Linked DNA regions of Homo sapiens: region 1 is linked to region 2. The links are chromatin loops, found by intact Hi-C in ENCODE. Cell type or tissue: PC-9. All regions are shown on one strand. Each heading gives the region's core, and the rest is flanking DNA. Links, peaks and the distances in the headings are about the cores only. Region 1 has its middle 14 kb from the start of PABPC4. Region 2 overlaps MYCL (MYCL proto-oncogene, bHLH transcription factor).

The links. Peaks named below come from ENCODE experiments on the same cell type or tissue, not always from the same donor. Only the 100,000 strongest peaks of a DNase experiment are listed, where the experiment ranks them.
Region 1: it touches region 2 in a loop (2.9-fold over the local background); 8 of 110 quality-filtered maps call a loop at or near these places.

The regions. Positions count from the first base shown.
Region 1 is chr1:39,588,395-39,593,770 of GRCh38, reverse strand. No RefSeq gene overlaps it. Among named protein-coding and RNA genes, the nearest start is that of PABPC4, 14 kb to the right of the region's middle. In PC-9, for the core only: no CTCF peak of the experiment used is centred there; a DNase peak (open chromatin) is centred at 3,070; H3K27ac peaks cover 769 bases.
Region 2 is chr1:39,890,428-39,895,803 of GRCh38, reverse strand. MYCL (MYCL proto-oncogene, bHLH transcription factor) reads left to right here. Exons shown (of 2, transcript NM_001033081.3): 2 at 1-376. The region is part of intron 1 of MYCL-AS1 (MYCL antisense RNA 1); the gene reads right to left. Among named protein-coding and RNA genes, the nearest start is that of MYCL, 8.8 kb to the left of the region's middle. In PC-9, for the core only: no CTCF peak of the experiment used is centred there; a DNase peak (open chromatin) is centred at 2,433; H3K27ac peaks cover 393 bases; H3K27me3 peaks cover 576 bases.

The DNA of each region.
Region 1 (5,376 bases), core at 131-5,130, 300 kb after region 2:
AAGGTCTCACTGTGTTGCCCAGACTGGAGTGCAGTGGTGTGCTCATAGCTCACTACGGCTTCTAATTCCTGGGCTCATGCAGTCCTCTCACTGGGACTATAGGCAGGCACCATCATGCTCAGATAATTTTGTGTGTGTGTGTGTGTGTGTGTGTGTGTGGAGGCAGGGGTCTTGCTGTGTTGCCCAGGCTGGTCTCAAACTCCTGGCTGCAAATGATCCTCCTGCCTTGGCCTCCTAAAGTGTCTGGATTACAGGTGTGAGTCACTTTGCCCAGCCTGGATTTGCATTTTAGAAAGATGCTGGCTGGGCGCGGTGGCTCACGCCTGTAATTCCAGCACTTTGGGAGGCTGAGGCAGGCAGATCACCTGAGGTCAGGAGTTTGAGACCACCCTGACCAACATGGAGAAACCCTGTCTCTACTCAAAATACAAAATTAGCCAGGCGTGGTGGTGCATGCCTGTAATCCCAGCTACTCGGGAGGCTGAGGCAGGAGAATCGCTTGAACCCAGGAGGCAGAGGTTGCAGTGAGCCGAGATCAGGCCATTGCACTCCAGCCTGGGCAACAAGAGCAAAACTCCATCTCAAAAAAAAAAAAAGGGAAAGAAAAGAAAAGAAAGAAAAACAAAAAGAAAGAAAGATGCCTCTGGCTGCTGTGGGAGAATGGAAGGGGGTGGGAAGAGACCCAGGCTGAGAGACTGTTTGGAGTGGAAGGGAGAATTAGGATAGGCCTAGGGATCCCATGAGGTATGAGCAGGATGTGGCTGGATGGGGGAGTAGAGTGAAAAGAGAAACAGGTTTATGCCCAGGCTCTTGTGATGTGGGCAATTGGGTGAATGGGAAGGACCAATTGAGTACCTGCCCTATGCTGGGAACTGAAGATGCTGGGAACTGAAGCACAAACAAGACCTACCAGACCCCTACCCTCATAGAGCTTACCCTTCAAATAAATGAATTTATTCATTTATTTTCATATGTTCTGGGATTTTCATATGTTCTGGGATGGTAATAAGCAGAGCACCACGATAGAGAAACAGACGCACCTACTAAGGAAGGGTGGCTTCCATGAGGAGGAGATGTGTGAGCTGAGACCTGGAGGATGAGAAAGGCTCCAGCCAGAGAAAGTGAGTCCTGGAATAAAGATACAGCTAATGCAAAGACCCAAAGGGCCAGGGTAGCTGGAGGGGATGTCATACACCAGGGAGGAGTGCTTGGAGGAGAGCCTGGAGACTAAAGGCCTGAGTGTCACCATCAGGGCCCAGAGGAAGTGCCTGCGGTGTTGAATACACCAGGCAGGGACACAAGAGGAGGGGCAGGGGAAGACCCTCAGTTCAGCCTGGGGCTTCATGAACTTCAGGTGGCCCATGGTTCATCCAGGGAGCATGTTGGAGCTCGCTAGAGTGGAGCTGGGCTGTGGATGCACCTGTGGGGGTCACTGGCGTGGATAGTAATCAAAGCCAGGCGATTAGAGGAAACCACCCAGGGAGAGCAGCATACAGAGTCAGGTCTAAACTTGCACTTGCAGCAGAATGACCTGGAGGGATTGCTAAAGCACAGATTGCTGCCAGGCATAGTAGTATGAGCCTGCAGTCCCAGCTACTCCAGAGGCTGAGGCAGGAGGATCGCTTAAGCCCAGGAGTTCAAGACCAGCCTGGGCTATGTAGTGAGACTCCCACCATCATGTATCTTAAAACAAACAAACACACATTGCTGAGCTGAGCTCCCACTCCTGAAGTTTCTGATTCAGTAAGTCTTTTTTTTTTTTTTTTTTTTTTTGAGACAGGGTGTCGCTCTGTTGCCCAGGCTGGAGTGCAGTGGCGTGATCTCGGCTCACTGCAAGTTCCACCTCCCGGGTTCGTGCCATTCTCCTGCCTCAGCCTCCCAAGTAGCTGGGACTACAGGTGTCCACCACCAGGCCCGGCTAATTTTTTGTATTTTTAGTAGAGACGGGGTTTCACCGTCTTAGCCAGGATGGTCTCGATCTCCTGACCTCGTGATCCACACACCTCGGCCTCCCAAAGTGCTAGGATTACAGGTGTGATCCACCGTGCCTGGCCCTGATTCAGTAAGTCTTGGGCATTCCCAGGTGACTGTGAGTCTGCTGGCCCAGAGGCCACACTTTAAGAACCATTGATATTACATGGGGAGAGAGCACCTAACAGTAAGAAACAGGACCGTGTAAGGGATGATAGAGAAAGACCAACTTGTAAAGACATTTCTGAGAAGGGGCAACTGGAGAGGTAAAAGAAGTTGTGTGAATAATTGAATAATATCTGTCTCCCCACTAGGCCATAAGCTCTAGGAAGGTGGAAGTCAGGGCTGTTTTGGTCTCTATTGTATCCCCAGCAACGTAGCACAGAGCCTGGTCCCAGAAGACACCAGTGTTTGTGAAATGGAGTTGGGGAGATGTAAGTCAACTCACAGACGCCAAGGAAGGGAAACATTCCATGGAGGAGGCAGGCAATGGTATCAAATGCTCCAGAAAGGCAAATAAGATATGATCTGCACCCTTTGCCCACTTCAGCACCCCTCATTCTCAGCCAATTTTTCCAGAAAACAGGTCATCCACCAGGAGCTGCCTCCCCTTTCCAGAATCCTCCTCCCATCCTTTGTTTCTTTCCTCTCCTCCTTGGGAGGAACAGTGGAAGGCAACACACTCTTCTGTCCTGGCTGAATGCCTCCCCTAGAGCCCCAGGTCCCACCCCCTCCTTATTCCCTGGGAACTTCGCCACATGACACTTCACTCTCTCCGGGATCTTCCATCTTCTCCCTTCAACCAGCTTATCTTCAGCAACAAACACCCTCTAGTCACTGCCATCTTGAAAAGCCTCCCTGGTTGGATTTACAGTTGGAAATCCCACCTAGCTAGCACCACTGCCACCGTTGCCACCCCTCGGGCTACTCCTCAGCCCCCTCACTGGCCCTTCAGTGCAGGCATTCCAAAGGGTTCCAGTGTTTCACCTTCTCCTCTCCGCCGACTTCTGCCATCATGCAAATGCTGATGACTCACTAGCCTATGTGGTCATTTGTTCACTCAGCCAACATTTCTGGAGCAACTACTCCATTCCAGACATTGTGTTAGACAGTAGGGACACAATGGTGGAGAAGACATTGTCGCCTGACTCTGTGCGGTTTATAGTCTAGTAAGACAGGTGTGCTAGAATTGTTAGAGAACAATAGGCAGAGAAGGTAAGTAGCAAAGCAAAGTGGAGGCGGTGCTATCTTAGATGGGATTGGCATGAAAGGCCTCTGGTGGGAGGTGATATTGAAGGGGCACCTACAGAGTGAAGATGAGCCAGGCAGTAAAGAATCGGGCAAAGAGCCTTCCACGCAGAGGGAAGAGCAATTTGCAAAGGCCCTGAAATGCAAAGGGTTCAAGGAGCAGAAAAAAGAGCTGTGTGGCTGGAGCATCATAAAGAAGGCATGAAGTGGAATGAGACTGAGGAGGCAAGAATCAGTTAGCACATGCAGGGCCTGCAAACCACAGTAAAGAGTCTGGATGCTGTTTTTATTTTTATTATTTATTTATTTATTTGTTTGTTTATTTTTGAGATGGAGTCTCGCTCTGTCGCCAGGCTAGAGTGCAGTGGCGAGATCTTGGCTCACTGCAACCTCAGCCTCCTGGGTTCAAGTGATTCTCCTGCCTCAGCCTCCCGAGTAGCTGGGATTACAGGCACGCACCACCATGCACGGCTAATTTTTTGTATTTTAGTAGAGACGGGGTTTCACCATGTTGGCCAGGCTGGTCTTGATCTCCTGACCTCGTGATCCACCTGCCTCGGCCTCCCAAAGTGCTGGGATTACAGGCGTGAGCCACCGCGCCCAGCCAGCTGGCTACTTTTAAGGGATGATTTGGTACAGCTGTAAGTGGAGACTGCTGAGGCTTCTTTTCTCTGGATCTGTTTCTGGGTCAGAGCCAGATCATGGGTCAGGAAGCTGAGCCGCTTGCCTGCAGAGCTATCCTGGGCAGCATGCAAGTCCCCTTCTCTCCTGAGCATCCCTCTTCCTGCTTTTGGTCACCAGACTTTCATGACAGGCTCCTGGTCCCAGGTGCTCAGGAACTGGGTTGCTGAACATGCTTCCTGTTGACATGAGATGAATTTGTGGGTATGAACTGCTTTGCCAGCAGGGCACTGTGGCTCATGCCTGTAATCCCAACATTTTGGGAGGCTGAGGCAGAAGGATTGCTTGAGCCCAGGAGTTCAAGACCAAGCTTGGCAACATAGGCAATATAGTGAGACCACGTCTCTAAAAAAAATATTATTTTTTTTTTTGAGATGGCATGTCATTCTGTCGCCCAAGCTGGAGTGCAGTGGCACAATCTTGGCTCACTGCAACCTCCGCCTCCTGGGTTCAAGCAATCTGCCTGCCTCAGCCTCCCGAGTAGCTGTGGCTACAGGCGCACGCCACCATGCCTGGCTAGTTTTTGTATTTTTAGTAGAGATGGGGTTTCACCATGTTGGCCAGACTGCTCTTGAACTCCTGACTTCAGGTGATCCACCCGCCTCGGCCTCTCAAACTGCTGGGATTACAGTAGTGAGCCACCATACCAGGCCCCAGAAAAAATTTTTTTAATTAGCTGGACATGATGGCACACACCTGTAGTCCCAGCTACTCAGGAGGCTGAGGTGGGAGGGTTGTTTGAGCCCATGAGGTCGAGGCTGCAGTGAGCTGTGATTGTGCCACTGCACTCCAGCCTGGGCAACAGAGTGAGACCCCATAAAAAAAAAAGGAAGGCCTGCGTGGAGGCTCAGGCCTGTAATCCCAACACTCTGGGAGGCCGAGGCGGGCGGATCACGAGGTCAAGAGATCGAGACCATCCTGGCCAACATGGTGAAACCCCCGTCTCTACTAAAAATACAAAAATTAGCTGGGCATGGTGGTGCACACCTGTAATCCCCCCTACTTGGGAGGAGGAGGTAGGAGAATCACTTGAACCCAGGAGGTGGAGGTTGTAGTGAGCCAAGATCTCACCACTGCACTCCAGTCTGGCAACAGAGCAAGACTCGGTCTCCAAAAAAAAAAAAAAGAAATGCTTTGTCTACCTTAAGGGCCATCCACAAGAGGCACAATCGTTGAGAGTCTGTGTTAGTTTGGGTCCTCAGAAACAGACACCAAAATGGGGTAGGATGTGCAAGAAATTTATTTGGGGAATTCCTGTAAGGAAAAAGGGAGGGGAAGGGAGTAGAAGTAGGTGGGGCAAGCCTTCATACCATGATGCACGTCTGATAGTTGTGTTAAAGAACAAAATTGTTCAAGGATACTCGTTAAAACATGGTAAGGAAACTTTACTCAGGACCATCTTGCAGTGGGGGAGATTGGGCTCCACTCTGAATACAGCATGGACAAGAGGGAATTTACTGCCAAGGAGCAGGGTGG
Region 2 (5,376 bases), core at 124-5,123:
TTTGGAAATAGCCTCTCTACCCTTCTGGAGCATGGTTTACAAAAGCCAGCTGACTTCTGGAATTGTCTATGGAGGACAGTTTGGGTGTAGGTTACTGATGTCTCAACTGAATAGCTTGTGTTTTATAAGCTGCTGTTGGCTATTATGCTGGGGGAGTCTTTTTTTTTTATATTGTATTTTTGTATGCCTTTTGCAAAGTGGTGTTAACTGTTTTTGTACAAGGAAAAAAACTCTTGGGGCAATTTCCTGTTGCAAGGGTCTGATTTATTTTGAAAGGCAAGTTCACCTGAAATTTTGTATTTAGTTGTGATTACTGATTGCCTGATTTTAAAATGTTGCCTTCTGGGACATCTTCTAATAAAAGATTTCTCAAACATGTCAGAGTGGGGGCAGCTTATGCCACCTGAGTCCTCCTCAACCACGGAAAACTATTTCAGGGTAGCCACAAGTGATCCAGAGGGCTGCACTTCTCTAACCATGTTGCTAACCTGGTCATTCCACTCTGGGTTCCTGAAATGCCATTTCAGACATGTTGAAACAATGTAGGCTCAGTACTCAGTGAACACGGAATTCTCTTGTGAATTGCAAAGAGTGCTGAATTTGTACTTTAGAAGGCTTGAAATCCTGGCTCCACCACTTCTGCAGCCTTTAGTTTCATCTTTCTGAGTCCTAGTTTCCTTATCGGTAAAATGGGGATAAATGCTACTTCACTGGGTTTTTGCAGGTATTAAATGAAGGGGTAGACTTAAAACTGCTTTCTAAACTATAAAGCCTTATACTCTTTAGGATGGTGTTATTCTTATCTTAGTGGTATGATGACCTTCTGCAAGATGTCTTTTAAAGTTTTTTTCTGAGAATTTATGTTGCAATGTACTTTTTTCTTACAGAAAGATAGTTTTAAAATTCTTTCTCCTGGCTGGGTGCAGTGGCTTATGCCTGTAATCCCAGCACTTTGCGAGGCTGAGGCAGGCAGACTGCTTGAGCTCAGGAGTTCAAGACCAGCCTGGGCAACATGGCAAAAACCCATGTCTACAAAAAATACAAAAATTAGCCAGGCATGGTGGTACACGCCTGTAGTCCCAACTACTCGGGAGGCTGAGGTGGGAGGATGGCTTGAGCCTGGGAGGCAGAGGTTGCAGTGAGCCAAGATTGCGCCACTGCACTCCAGCCTGGGCAACAGAGCCAGACCCTGTCTCAAAAAAAACATTCTTCCTCCTTAATTAATGAAAGAAAGTTTAAGCTTCATTTTCCTCCCATAGTTCTCATAAACTTGCTGTAAATGCAAGACAGGGGAATTCAGTAATAGCTGTTCCTCATAGGGCACTGCTTATGTCTGAACACTCTGCCATATCAACCATGTGTCAGGGCTACAGATGAAGAAACTGAGGTTCTAAGAGTAAACAAAGCTATGCAAATTCACAAGCTTGTAATTCAGTTGTGATTTGAAACCAGCTCTGCCTATCTCCAGAGCAAGAGGTCTTAGTCACTATATTATGATGATCAGCTTGTTTGTTAGCACGGGGTATGTGGAGAAGGTAAACGTGGAATTCCGTCATTTAACTGCTTGTTGTAACTCTCTTTGGGGCTATTGTGCCTGCCACTTATTGGGATGAAATGGAGCAAATGTCCCATGACCAGCAACTCTGAGGCATATGTGTGCTGGGTGGCATAGTCTTGCTGCAAAGGGGCCCCATCTGGGACTGAAAAGCAATCAGTTGCTGTTCAGGATGGCCATGAGCATCATGGTGAAAGAAGCCTCCACTAACTCCTCCTTACAGATGGGACTTGGGTTGGTATTGCCCACCCGAATTCCTATGGAGCCTCAGTACGGTCAAAAAGCTCCTCTTAATTCCTCACATTTACAAAATGACCCTCTTGTGACCCTCCAACCTGGTAAGTAAGCAATATCTGCCTGATGGTACTGGAGCCCAGAGAGTTTTCTTGCTCAAAGTCATAGCAAAATCAGGATTCCAAGCCCAGTCTCCTATCAGGTAAGCTTTTTCCACTTGTCCCCCACTGCACATAGGTAACACACTTAGAACCTAAGAAACTGTTTGGTAAAACTGACATGGATTATTGGAACTCTTTTCTTAAAACTCCCAGTGTATTTTTCTTCCTTTTTTGAGGCCATTAGTCAAGGGTCTGGTTTGTAGGACGTATCTCCCTTTACTGGACCTTGAAAGAATTCAATAAAAATTTTTGAAAGCACTTAGTACAATAGTATGGACCCATGGGTACAGGCATGAATGTTAGTAGTTTTGCATATCTTAATTCTTACAATAACTTGGAGAGCAGGATGCTGTCAGCCCCATTTCACAGAAAAGCCAACTGAAGCTCAGAGACATTTAAGTTGTTTGCCTAAGCCCACACACCTAGTACCAGCTGCCTGACTCCAAGCTTCAGCTCTTTTGAGTCAACTCTGCTGAGAAAGGAGTGGGAATAAAGCCATCTCCTGGGGGAAGGGAGGGTGTTTCTGGAATGCGAAGTATTTTAAGCTCCTTCCTAGCTCTTTTCTACAGACTCCTACCTCTATCTTTGTCTGAAAATAGTCAGGAGTTTATTCCTGGATTTCAGAGGACAATTTCTACAAATTAGGTTTGCCTCTGAATAATGCACCTAAGGGATCACACTCCCAACTCAGGACATAGACAATACGGGGTGACCCAGAAGCCACACTTGGTGTAGCAAAGAGAGAAGGACATCATCTCTGTTAGACAATAAAAGGCTAAAGTGTATGTTTAACTTCTGCCTCTGTTGGCAGTTATTTTGGGGAACTGAGACAGGTTGAACTATCTTAGACGTGCTGAATTTGTCTACAGTGCTCCCGAGGTCAGGATATTCCAGAATATTAACTTTAAAAGGGGAAAAAGAGGATGGGGATGGCTTTGCTGATCTGTGATAAGTGATAGGAGGGAGTGTGAGAGAGGTTTCTTTTTAAGGATAAGATAACCAGCTGGGAGATGATTGATGACCGGGTGACTGGGAAGGAGGAAAGAGGAGGTGTCTAAATGTGTCAGCTAGAGTTCTGTTGGTTGGTGTGTGGGCATTTCTACTGTAAGCCCAGTGGGCGGCTCTTGTTAATGTCTGTTTATTTACACTCCTGGCCAAAGGGAGCAACTGTATTAATGTTACCATTCTCTTGGCAAGCAAATGTAAATATTTAAAAAAGAAAGTCTCTAATCAGGTGTGTTATTAAATGATTAGGCTCAGTGCCAAGGGTCCAGTAGGTGCCCAGTAAATAATGGATTTCTTTTAAACTTGTGGGAAGCAGTATGGTTAAGTGGTCACCCACACCCAACAGTCTCAGTTCCAAATCTTGGCCCTGCATTTTCTAGCATTTTCTTGACCTTGGGCAAATTATTAACCTTTCCTAACCCTAGTTTTCTTATCTATAAAATAGGTAGAAATAATAGCATGCACTTCTTTGGGTCGTCAGGGCAATAGTAAGTGCTCAGTAAATGATTAGTATTATTTAAACCATGTTAACAAGCCACAACCAGAATATAGATTAGTCATATCTGAAAGATGATAGAAGGAATTGGTAAAATAATAAATCTTCCCAGAGTGCACATATTGATGCTTCAAGAGGTGGTAAATTATTAGGAAAGAAATAGCCAGGTTTGGGGAGCTTGAAATAGGCAGCGGAGGAGGGAGGGCAAAGACTGGAGCCTCAGACTGGTTCACAGCATTCACAGCCCATGGCCAGCAGAGGTTGTGCATCAGCAAAGCCATTGCACATACAAACCCTCTACTTTTCCTTACTGGGCACTGTGGTGCCTTTAAACTGAGCCACAGTCAACTGACTCCATTTAGTCATTAATGCCTATATTATTAAGACAGTGACTCTCAAACTTGAGTGTGTCTTAAGAATCTACCCACCCGGCCAGGCGCGGTGGCTCATGCCTACAATCCCAGCACTTTGGGAGGCTGAGGCGGGCGGATCACGAGGTCAGGAGTTCGAGAGCAGCCTGACCAACATGGTGAAACCCCGTCTCTACTAAAAACAAAAATTAGCCAGGCATGATGGCGTGTGCCTGTAATCCTAGCTCTTCGGGAGGCTGAGGCAGGAGAATGGCGTGAACCCGGGAGGCGGAGCTTGCAGTGAGCCGAGATCGCGCCACTGCACTCCAGACTGGGAGAGAGAGCGAGACTCCGTCTCAAAAAAAAAAAGAATTTGCCTACCGTAGGTCAGGGCCAGGAATCTGCATTGCTAACAAGCAAGGAGGGAGGTGAATTCCTGAGGGCACACTTAAAAAAATATTGATATAAGGGGTTGGAGCCCAGGTTTTGCAAAGACAAAAAGTATTCACAGAAGGTGGTGTAGATGCCATGGTTAAGAACTTGGGGCCAGGCACAGTGGCTTATGACTGTAATCCCAGCACTTTGGGAGGCAGAGGTGGGAGGATCACATGAGTTCAGGAGCTTGAGACCAGCCTGGGCAACATAGCAAAATCCCATTTCTACTAAGAAATTAAAAAAAAAAAAAAATGCTGGCAAGCGGGCCTGTGCCGGTAGTCAGTCCCAGCTACTCCGGAAGCTGATGCTGAGATGGGAGGATCACTTGAGCCCAGGAGTTTGAGGAGTCTGCAGTGAGCTATAATTGTGCCATTTCACTCCAGCCTGAGTGACAGAGTGAGACCCTATCTCTAAAACAACAACAACAACAACAAAAAACAAGGAGTTGGGGTTACTACCTGTGTGATGTTGGGCAAATCACTCAACCTCTCTGAGTCCTACAAGTATCCTTCTTCTGTAAAATGGAGATAATAATGATATCTATGTCACAGGACTGTTGTGAAGATTAAAGGAGTTGTTACATGTAAAGTTCTTAGAACAGTGCCAGCTACATAGTGACAGCAATATGTTTGCAATGATACATGAAGGTATGGTTCCTTCCTTCTGGAAGTTTATGAGCATAGAAACACAATCAGAAAATATTCTGGTCTGAAGTAATATAATAATAACAAAAAGATAACACACATGATCACAAACTAAGGCAATATGTGTCTCAAAGAAGTGCTATGAACCTCAGAAGGGGAAGAGAACATTTTGTTTGGAGTCATCATGAAAGTTTTTGTTGGAAATTGTAACATTAACCAGAACTAGAAGTACAGGTAGTATTTGGCTAAATGAAAAGAAGGATGTTCTAGGCTAAGAGAATAGCTTTGGGGAAGAGCAGTTAAGAAGGTTGTGTCAAATCTGGGGACAGGGGAGAAATCTGGTCTGATTTGCTGGCTGGGTAGTCTCATTTTTACAAAATAAGGAGGATTGCACTAGATTTCTAAGGGGATCCTTTCAAGAGCAAACATCCTCTTTGAAATAGGGAAGTCAGGGGAAGAAACTGATTGTGGTTTGGGACATGATGAAATTAAAGTG